Linked DNA regions of Homo sapiens: regions 1 and 2 are each linked to region 3. The links are chromatin contacts, found by Hi-C or POLR2A ChIA-PET in ENCODE. All regions are on one chromosome and are shown on one strand. The core of a region is the stretch at or near the end of the contact, and the rest is flanking DNA. Distances in the headings are between cores, read along the strand shown. Region 1 overlaps JARID2 (jumonji and AT-rich interaction domain containing 2). Region 2 overlaps JARID2 (jumonji and AT-rich interaction domain containing 2). Region 3 overlaps JARID2 (jumonji and AT-rich interaction domain containing 2).

Evidence for each region. Hi-C counts contacts between places; a loop is a spot of excess contacts on that map. ChIA-PET counts read pairs that join two places held with the same protein, here RNA polymerase II (POLR2A). Pooled maps may share reads with other maps.
Region 1: a loop to region 3 is called in a pooled map, with 1.8 times the contacts of the local background. The contact joins two enhancer-like sites. A Hi-C loop is called at or near these places in 2 of 168 maps with a recorded cell type or tissue (breast epithelium and endothelial cell of hepatic sinusoid), 4 of 37 single-sample maps with no recorded cell type and 6 of 50 pooled maps. POLR2A ChIA-PET finds 5 or more read pairs at or near these places in 9 of 52 experiments (Caco-2, GM12878, H1 and 6 more).
Region 2: a loop to region 3 is called in a map of B cell, with 2.2 times the contacts of the local background. The contact joins two enhancer-like sites. A Hi-C loop is called at or near these places in 6 of 168 maps with a recorded cell type or tissue (B cell, breast epithelium, endothelial cell of hepatic sinusoid and 3 more), 2 of 37 single-sample maps with no recorded cell type and 4 of 50 pooled maps. POLR2A ChIA-PET finds 5 or more read pairs at or near these places in 7 of 52 experiments (A673, BJ, CD8-positive, alpha-beta memory T cell and 4 more).

The regions. Positions count from the first base shown.
Region 1 is chr6:15,339,355-15,342,538 of GRCh38, reverse strand. All of the region lies in intron 1 of JARID2 (jumonji and AT-rich interaction domain containing 2), which reads right to left. Among named protein-coding and RNA genes, the nearest start is that of JARID2-AS1, 92 kb to the right of the region's middle. Within about 2 kb of position 1,743, at least 5 of the 41 ENCODE cell types and tissues checked have a DNase peak (open chromatin) inside an H3K27ac peak, as active enhancers do.
Region 2 is chr6:15,363,675-15,366,956 of GRCh38, reverse strand. The region is part of intron 1 of JARID2 (jumonji and AT-rich interaction domain containing 2); the gene reads right to left. Among named protein-coding and RNA genes, the nearest start is that of JARID2-AS1, 120 kb to the right of the region's middle. RefSeq lists an enhancer at 2,862-3,021. Within about 2 kb of position 1,481, at least 11 of the 41 ENCODE cell types and tissues checked have a DNase peak (open chromatin) inside an H3K27ac peak, as active enhancers do; they include GM12878, where a contact is called at or near this core.
Region 3 is chr6:15,402,816-15,405,759 of GRCh38, reverse strand. All of the region lies in intron 2 of JARID2 (jumonji and AT-rich interaction domain containing 2), which reads right to left. Among named protein-coding and RNA genes, the nearest start is that of DTNBP1-AS1, 140 kb to the left of the region's middle. RefSeq lists enhancers at 708-1,398, 1,468-1,762, 2,622-2,944. Within about 2 kb of position 1,664, at least 6 of the 41 ENCODE cell types and tissues checked have a DNase peak (open chromatin) inside an H3K27ac peak, as active enhancers do; they include GM12878, where a contact is called at or near this core.

The sequences.
Region 1 (3,184 bases), core at 494-2,993, 63 kb after region 3:
AGAATTAGATCAAACTAATTCTAATTAGTTTGAATTAGATACCCCAATGCTAGGTAGGTGCTAATAAATTCTAGGAGGCAATGCAGGACAGTGACTGGGCTGACAAACCTGGAGCATCCAACCACCCTAGTTGGACAGTATTTAGTGTCTGCTCTGCCCCAGGTTTCCACCCTTGTGGGGGTAGTCCCAGAGGCTAAATGGGCACAATGGGTGGGGAGAGGGATCACACTGCATACTGCCTGGGAGACAATAGATGTTTACAGTAAGTCGCACAGAGGCCAAGTGGAGAGATTGTGGCGATTCAACTCAGCTGCCCAGTGGAACATTCTCCACCCAATTACAAGGAAAGATGCAGAAAATTATTTAAAAGCCAGACTTTGAGAGACTGAGCATGTGCAATGCTGCTCCGGGGATTGTTTCTGTTTTGTTTCTCGATGTTTTACCCAACTTGGTGAAGAAAAAGAAAAGAAAAATGGATACCACAAAATGGTAATAATTATCACTGTGTGGTATAAATGCTGTCCCCCCCCTTTTTATTTTAGCAGAAAGCCCAAATGTTCTAAGATAAAAATATATTGCTCTTGTAAATCAAATACAAAATAGGGTATGGAACTGTACTCAACAGGACTTAAATAGGATTGAAATAATGAAAGAATATTCACTCTTCTTTCTACAGTTTGAGTCATGATCAGTATCACACACCCTCCCATAATATTAAACTATGTCATTTCATTTGTTTAAACATTTATTGAGTCTATCAATGCAGATACTATGTCATCTTGCCCTTAAGCGGGCACTACTCTAAACTCTGCCTTTCATCGATTTCTCTTTGCCATTTACTAACAATAAAGACTAAACCCACAATAGGTGGCAAACTTACTTGGCACCTCTTCAGTCACTGCTAGAGTACAGTATTACCCCCCACCAAGAAATTTTATATACAAATATAAATTATTCTGATGACAAAACAGAAGGTCCAGTCAATGAAGTGTGGGAAGCCTTGTTGAAGCATGACTCAGTACCTATAATATGGCAGGGTCATGACGGGTAGGCAAGGTTGCTGGCACATGCCTATCTTACCCTGGAGGCTGGGGCCTGCCCTAGAAACTTTGTCTACTTTCCTGTGTGTTGCAGAGAAGCTGAAAGCCCCTCTGCTTCTAGACCTTACATTTGCTGTTTCCAAGTAAAATCATAAGTATACATAAGAAAACTTTTTAAATATCTTCCACTCAAATGTGGAAGAGTAAAAAAGAACATATGGGAGGGAAAAACATTTATGTAAACAGTAGGTACATGAAGCAAGAAAAAATGGGCTGGGCAGCAGGCATTATTTCTGCATGAATTTTTTATACTTTTCCATCAGCTAGGAAACATCTCAAAACTGCACAGAAGAACCCATCAAAAAATTTTATGTAACAGTGAAAATAACACTTTTTCTAACATCACATGGGCAGGAAGGAGAGCGTGGGTATAAAAGAAAAGACTTCCTTTTGAATACAGTCTCTTTTGTTTCACTTCTTTTTAAAAGAGATAACTGTCCTTGGATATAGAAAGTGTATTAGCACCGCTTCCTGCTTCGAGGTGGTCAGGTCTTTGACCAGGTTTAAATTACTATGCAGAGAAAGACTCATCCCTTCCCAAGACACAGCTTGGAGGCAAACATCGTAATCCCATAGCTGACTTCAGGACTTCAGATAGGTCATAAGGCCAACTGAGTGTTATCTAAAACTATCTTACATTCACACTCACATTTTTCCCACTAAAGAGGAACGAGACACATTTCTGACCAGCAAACGACCAAGTAGGATTGAAATAAAGATCACGGCCTCAGCTTCATAAATCTAACTCTACCATCATGGCTATAAATGGGGCACAATACAGAACACCAGCAGGGCTCCTAAGTCCTAGGAATGAATGAATAAAAGTCTGCCCCAATATATTGTTTCATATATATCACCTCATGGGTTTCTCCAATATCCATCCACTACAAAGACCAGCCAAAGCAAGATGAGAGTAGTCTTTATAAACCTGAAGGTTGGCATATCTAGTCAAGGAATCACAACTACTTTTCATTAGCACCAAACTGGTTGTTCATAACTACTCCCAGGTAGTAAAATCCACACCCAACTAATGACAAAGTATCAAAAGTACAATGATGTCGCACAAGTCACAGATTGAGAATCAGGCTCAGAAATCAGCCCATTATTGTACCTGCTGTATGACCTCACTGGACATCAGCTTCCTTCATTTGTAAAGTAAGAATGAAAGAAGGTGCACACAAATTGGAAAGGCCATGCTCAGCACTTCAAAGGCACCCCAAATTACTTGGCCCTTGTTCTTTAATAACTTTATAGACACAGCCCATTAGAACATGGCATCTGAGGCCGGGTGCAGTGGACAAAAATACAAATGTCAGTCGGGCATGGTGGCATGCACCTGTAATCCCAGCTACTGAGGAGGCTGAGGTGGGAGAATTGCATGAACCCGGGAGTCAGAGGTTGCAGTGAGACAAGATCACACCACTGCACTGCAGCCTGGGCAGCAAGGCAAGACTCCAATTCAAAAAAAAAAAATTAATGCCAAAGATCATAGAGATAAGAAGTGAAATATACTAACAGCAACATTGTCCTCTGAGTTTTTTCTCCCTGGTGAAAGAAATGAAACCTTGTATGGGAGCAGATAAACTTTAGAAGAGAGCTAACTGGGCCAGGCATGGTGGCTCACGCCTGTAATCCCACCACTTTGGGAGGCCGACGAGGGCACATCACCTGAGGTTGGGAGTTCGAGACCAGCCTGACCAACATGGTGAAACCCTGTCTCCACTAAAAATACAAAATTAGCTGGGTGTGGAGGCACATGCCTGTAATCCCAGCTACTCAGGAGGCTGAGGCAGGAGAATCGCTTGAACCCAGGAGGCAGAGGTTGCGGTGAGCCGAGATCGCACCATTGCACTCCGGCCTGGGTAACAAGAGCGAAACTCTCTTAAGGAAAAAAAAAAAAGCAGGGCGGGTGGGGCGGGAGAGATAACTGTTCTTGCCCTATCTTTAGCAGTTAAGAGGTGCACCCTGGGAATACCTGCATCTTCTCTCTTTTTTATAAGAGACTGAGGTAGCCACTTTCCAGAGGTCCTCTAATGTAATTTCTGGTCCCAGGGCCAGTTTTTGCAACTTCCTCCTGATATCAG
Region 2 (3,282 bases), core at 232-2,731, 39 kb after region 3:
TCTCCAAAAAGAAATAAAGCCACTACAATAAATATTATAAAACAAATATAACATAGACATAGCAGGATTGTAAGTGTGACACACATCTGTTCTAAAGTTGGAATTCAGACCCCCCACCAATGTTTTAAATAACAACCTGGTGATAAAGAGGCAGAAGGTGGCAACCTAGGTGCACTTACGGAAGGTGCTGCAAAAAAACAATCCTGCTTCCACTGGGCAGGGGCACAGGACATCAAAGGCTCTTCACAACCCCTAGTACCTAAAACCAACTGAAATGCAGAAATCGCCTTCGAATTGATGGGGCCATAGGAGACCAAGGAAAGGAGCACTCAGGATCACAGGCAGGAAGATCTCCTAACACAGAGCCTCTTTATTAAAATTCACAGAAATGCTAAGACATGGCAATTGGAGTTGCCAACCCCACCCCCCACCCCCCCCGCCCCCCCCGCCCCCCACCCACATATAGAGATCGCTAGAGCTCTACAGGTGGAGGGATGTGGCTACTTTCAAAAAGAAAAAGAAGTGCTTTTCCTGACTCCAATGCCCAAAGGACCAACATGCAATGTCATATCATGGGATTAAGGATGGTGGATCTGAACAACAGCCGTACAGAGCTGAATAGCAAATGAAAAAAAACATTCTAAAAAACTAGGCCCATGGACAAGGAAAGGATTGATTGCTATTTCCTCCTCCCAAGGATAAATGACTGGAATCCTGTACATGAATGCCTTTTATTTTCAGAACGTGTTTCTCATATACCTGCTGTTAAATCACCCTACTTGAAACAACTTGTGGCTGCCTGATATGCCAAACCTGTTCCAGCAACACTTTGAGAGAAAAACGAAAGCACCAAATAAAAAATTGGGAGGGAATGTTGATTCTTCCCACAGATTAAGTGTAAACAAAAATGGGGTTGGGGGTGATGAAGGAAAATGAGAAAGGTACAACTTCAACTTTGTCTAAAATAACCTTTTCTTCCCTTTTAACAAAGTAACAGTAGTACTAATAATTTCCAATTGATTTAATTCCAAAAAAAAAAAGTAGTCTGTCAATATTCAAATAAAGTGAAGCCTGAGTAACATTCACAACTGGAAATAAGGGGCCAGGAAACATCTTGAGAGAAGAAACTTACTTACTGAACTTGTGAATGATGTTCCCTTGCCTAGGGTTTAAATTAAAAGCACTTCAAAGCAGCAAATTTCTTCAGACAGACATGCTTCCCAGGTTAGGGTAAACGGCCTGAAAATGCTTCTGCAAGGAGAGTTTTACTTCTTCCAAACTCCCATTAAATAATGTGTACTTATCTTTGATTACTGCCTATTTAAAAAAAAAAAAAGCTGCAGCTGAAATTGGATTAAGAACTTCTGCTGAAAACGATTTATTGCATAACACAACTCTGACAGGCTGAATCTCCGGCCACCAACTGAGCCTTTATAAAAATCTGCTGGGCAGCTGCCAAGTCAGCTCTTTTGCGTCTGAGCATGTCAGACATCCGCCGTCGTCAAGGCAGCAGCATGGCAGCAAGACGTCCGCACGCTCATGGTTAAAGGGTGCAGTCAGGGAACAGAGCAGCCAGAACCACGCAACACGGCATTAAAACCTCCTGCAGTGCTGGATCTGACGGTTCGCTTTTTCAATGTAATCAAAAAAGACCCAAGATCTACAGCAGGATTATCTTCCAGCATCTAACAGACACCTGGATTGTCAATGTACCTTCACTGATGGAGTGGTGGCGAGGAAATCAAATTACAAATAAATTATTGGCCAGTGTCTTCAAAAATCAAATCAAATAAATAGTTCAATATCACCAATGCCAGTGTGCAACTATATATGACTTCACTTTGGGAATTTATGTTACTAGAATTTCCTTGGGAATTTATGTTAATTTATTTACAAAGAAATTCTAATATTTGGATCTTTTAATCACTAATGCCTTTTTATGTTCATTATGATATACCCCCAAAAAATCCCCAAATGCCACATTCTAATCTGCACCGTCTAATACAGTAGCCACTAGTCACATGTAAGTACTTATAATTAACTCAATTAAAATTTAAAATTAAGGTCCTTGAGTCATGCTGGTCACATTTCAGTTACTCAATGGCCACAATCCGACCACCTGTCAATGGACAACACAGCTACAGAACGGTTCTGTCATCACAAGAAGTTCTTTTGGACAGCACTGACATATCTGCATTAAATTGGATAGGGTTTCAATTGACATTGCGTGTTACGTGATAGTGCATTTTACTACGTCCCTGAGAGTCTTATGTGCCTTATGTGTTACTCCATTTACCAAGAAAACTGTGGGAGATAAGAAATCTTTTACAAGAAAATTAGAGTCTAAAGCAGGCAAGAACTATTCAAAGTGCAGACATCCACTCATACAACTCTCCAGGTTGGAAGTGGTTCCAGTCCTGTGGGGCACATCTGGCCTCTAGGGGTTTTGCAGGAAACCCCTCTTGCAGGAAACATCCTGAAGATGAAGTAAAGTCTGTCTGCAAAGCCTTGAAGACACACTGCTTTCCTACACCTTCAAATCCTTTTCTAAGGAAATCACTACAAAATAAAGCCTCCGGGATTGAGGCCAGACAAAAACCAGTCCTATCCACCAGCCAGTCTCCAAGTACCCACAGGGTGGCCAAAACAGGCTTGATTTGATTCATGGTTGCCCCTTACTGACAGGGCTGGTTAGAATTACGGCCCTGTGGGTGATGGAAAGGAGTTAGTGCTGCTGTTTCTTCCACCAGGACCCAGGACACTGCTGGGGGATCATTTTATGAGATCAATCAATGCCTGACTGACTCGCTGGCTTTTTTGGTTGAACAATAACTACCCCACCCGAACCCCAGCAAGGAAATAAACAGAAGTATACGTATATTGTCACAAGACTGGTTATCTCTGGTCATGTTATATTACAAACCACCAGTTTATTTTTGTCTATCTCATGCAAATTTCCACACTAACAGAAAGTCTACAAATAAACTCTGTCCTTGGACTTAACATAAACTGACATATTGCCTTATTTTTTCCAGAAACAGATAAAGTTGTCTCATATGCCTTAACCCCTTCCTGTGTCCTCCAGCCCTCCCAATAATTAATAACCACCCTGGGATTGGCACCCTTTCATTACAGGTATGGGCCTCCAGAAACCATTCTGATGCACATTTTCCCTCCAAAAAGCATTTCCCACTAATAACGTGTGTCCACCAAGCGACAGGGCACACACATTTCCTGTACATATTCTCTTCCACATTTTTCAACTAGCATACTTATCACACA
Region 3 (2,944 bases), core at 415-2,914:
ATTATTTTTAGTCAACGAGAAATAATGAAATGGCATCCCCTCCTTCACACACTCAAACCGTTTTTATTTTTCCAACCCCCTCCCCCACCCCGACCAACACAAACCTTTGTTGGGGAGAGGAGGTTAAACAGAGGAAATTGAATGAATGGCCCAAAGAGTCAGTCTATCCCATTAGCATTTGTTCTCCTCTATTAATATTCAGTAGGTTGAACTTAAATTAAACCATGTCTATTGTCTTTCACAAAAGCAATAAATATGAGCTGAAAATTGTAAATCATTGCAGTAAAGGCAGCTTGGTTACTGTGCCTGCAACCTCAGCTAGTCACCATCAGCTGACGGGAGAAGTGCGTCTGGGATCCAAGACCATTTAGCCACAAGGCAGTGTCCATTTGTGCAGCCGAGAACTCTAAAGAAATTGAACACAACAGAACCCTGCCATCAGCAGCTCTGCACATTCAGGAGCTTTTCACCGCATCTCCCAAATTAGCAAGAAATGAAAAGACCGCACAAAACAATACAACAAAACAGGCTTCTGAGTCTGGAACAGCAGCATCAAAATGGAATAGGAATTCCTGTTGTTCTTGGTAACTGGAGACACTAGTGTATGGCTATCTCCCTCTTGCCTTATATGATGGGCGTTGGGAAAATTGAAACACAAATTAGGCCAAAGATTCCTTTAGCTGAAGGAACTTCTAAAGCAACCAATGAGAACGACAGATTTCAGAACACAAATGTATGGACAGAAGACAACTCTTTTCTAATATCTGGAAAAAAAAAGGGACTAGAGCATGTAGTCTGTATCATTTTATGATGTTTTAGACACAAAGAAGTTTTACCAGTCCTCTCTCATTAGCTACACATACATGACAATAGAAAACTAAAGGAAAAGCCAATGGCTCTATTCCACAAAAGCAGTGCCCCAAAACAAGGGTTAAAAAGAAAGGAAAAACAAGGAGGGCTTTGAGGCTGTTCCAGGGCTTCTAAAACATCTGGAGCACACCAAAGTCATTAGCATATTAGGGTGACTCAATGTATTTAGCTTTGTTGTAGAAAAGATGCACAAAAGGTAATTCTGTATTATAGAGCCAATGCCGTCTGTCACCCTGTCACTGTGAGACAAGGTTATCACATTACATATCAAACAGTCAAGCATCCAAAGACAGCTTTCATTTTCAGCAGCAATTTCTGTGTGTGTGTGTGTGTGTGTGTGTGTGTGTGTGTGTGTGTGTGTGTGTGTGTGCACTTTAAGATGATAGAAAAATTATAAAAGCAGCCCCCATGGCTGAGGTAGGGCCCTCTCTGAGGTCATCAGAATGCATGGTTTGCTGCCATTGATAGTGAAAAATAAATGTTATGTTCACTCAAGTTTTGCAAAGAGAAAAAAAAATGAATTGCTTTTTAAGCAGGGTAGGCATTCCGATGCCAGGGCAGATTTGGCTTTGGGCCTGCTTGGCATGGTCAATATGAACATGGAGTTTGCCCATCACTGTACACATGCAGGTCAGCATGTGAAGCTTCCAATGGAGCACAGAGCTCCAGGGAGAGGGGCGAGCAGGGCACAGGGTCTGCAGAGCACAGCCCAGGCTTGTCCACTGACTTGCTCACCAGATCAACACACTGGTGTGACTGAGAACAAATGCCAAGTCATGAGGCAGGATGTCGGTGGCACACTTGTGGTCAACGAGGCACAAATGAAAGTGGTTTCATACCTCGGCTTATGGAAAATAATTATCCCTTTCCCTTATGAGACCAGCCCCTGAGCCGACTAGGGCTCCCCTTTGTCTACTGTCAAATCAGCTATGGAGATTTCCCATTCCGGTCAAGAAAAGACAATCCAAAAACACCCCCACCCATCACTACTTAAAACAGTCCCAAGATTTGGAGGCAGGAATGGGGAGGATGAATAGGTGGACGCGGGGGACATATTTTTGTTATATTTAACCCCTGCAAAAACAGATGTAAATACTGATTTGTAAATCAACAATCTCACAAGAGCTCTCTCACCACCACCAGAATCCGCCCCCACGACACACCTTCAACAATCTACACCTCTTTTGCATGCACAATTTTTTGAGAAAGCGTTAGATACTAAGACCTGACACAGTGTTCATTATTAACATGGAAAAGTTGGGTCACTGGGTAGATAAGGAAAATGTCTGACTCTATCCTTTTTTTCCTATTTCAGAAACAAGTAAATGACTCTTTGAGAAAGATAGGACCCTGGGCCCCAGAAGGCAATAAACGCCTTGAGCTACAAAGGAACAAACCCAGCAGATATCTCCTATTTCCTCAGAGGAAGAGGTAAGCAGAACACTGCTACTACTAGAATGGGCCCCATTCTGGCTCTCTAGACCCCAAATGAGTAAGAACCACCAAAAGACAAAAGATCTCCCCTTCGTACATCCTAACCAACAATCCCAGGGGGACAGAAAACACTGCTCACTGAAAGGCTCCAACAAAAATAAATAAAAATAGACAACAAGGCTGACAGTTTAACTTTATTCAACACAAAACCTCTCACAAAAACAAAGAGCCGTGATCTTCATGAAAGATTTCCCAAACAGACCAGAAGCTATTTAAACTCTGATGATCACCACTGTGAACATAAATGTACTGCTCATTTTGGCACAACTCCCTGTTACTTCTTTGGGGCAAGGGCTCATCCTCCCCACTCTCTTCCCCTCTTCACTCCTTCTTCATCCTTAATATGACCTTTATAACAATCAGAACAAGTACAGTACCTAGAATAATAATAATGACTGAATTATAAACACCCACGATGCTCTACAATCGGCAGTTCTAGTTTTGTGTCCAATCCCATGACTACTCTATCCCAGGCCGTAACTGCTCTGGGTCCACACTTCATTTCAACACCCTTTTAATTTTACACTGACAACCCAGTCAAACACACACCCACCAGACAACCCAGTTATAAATACGCACC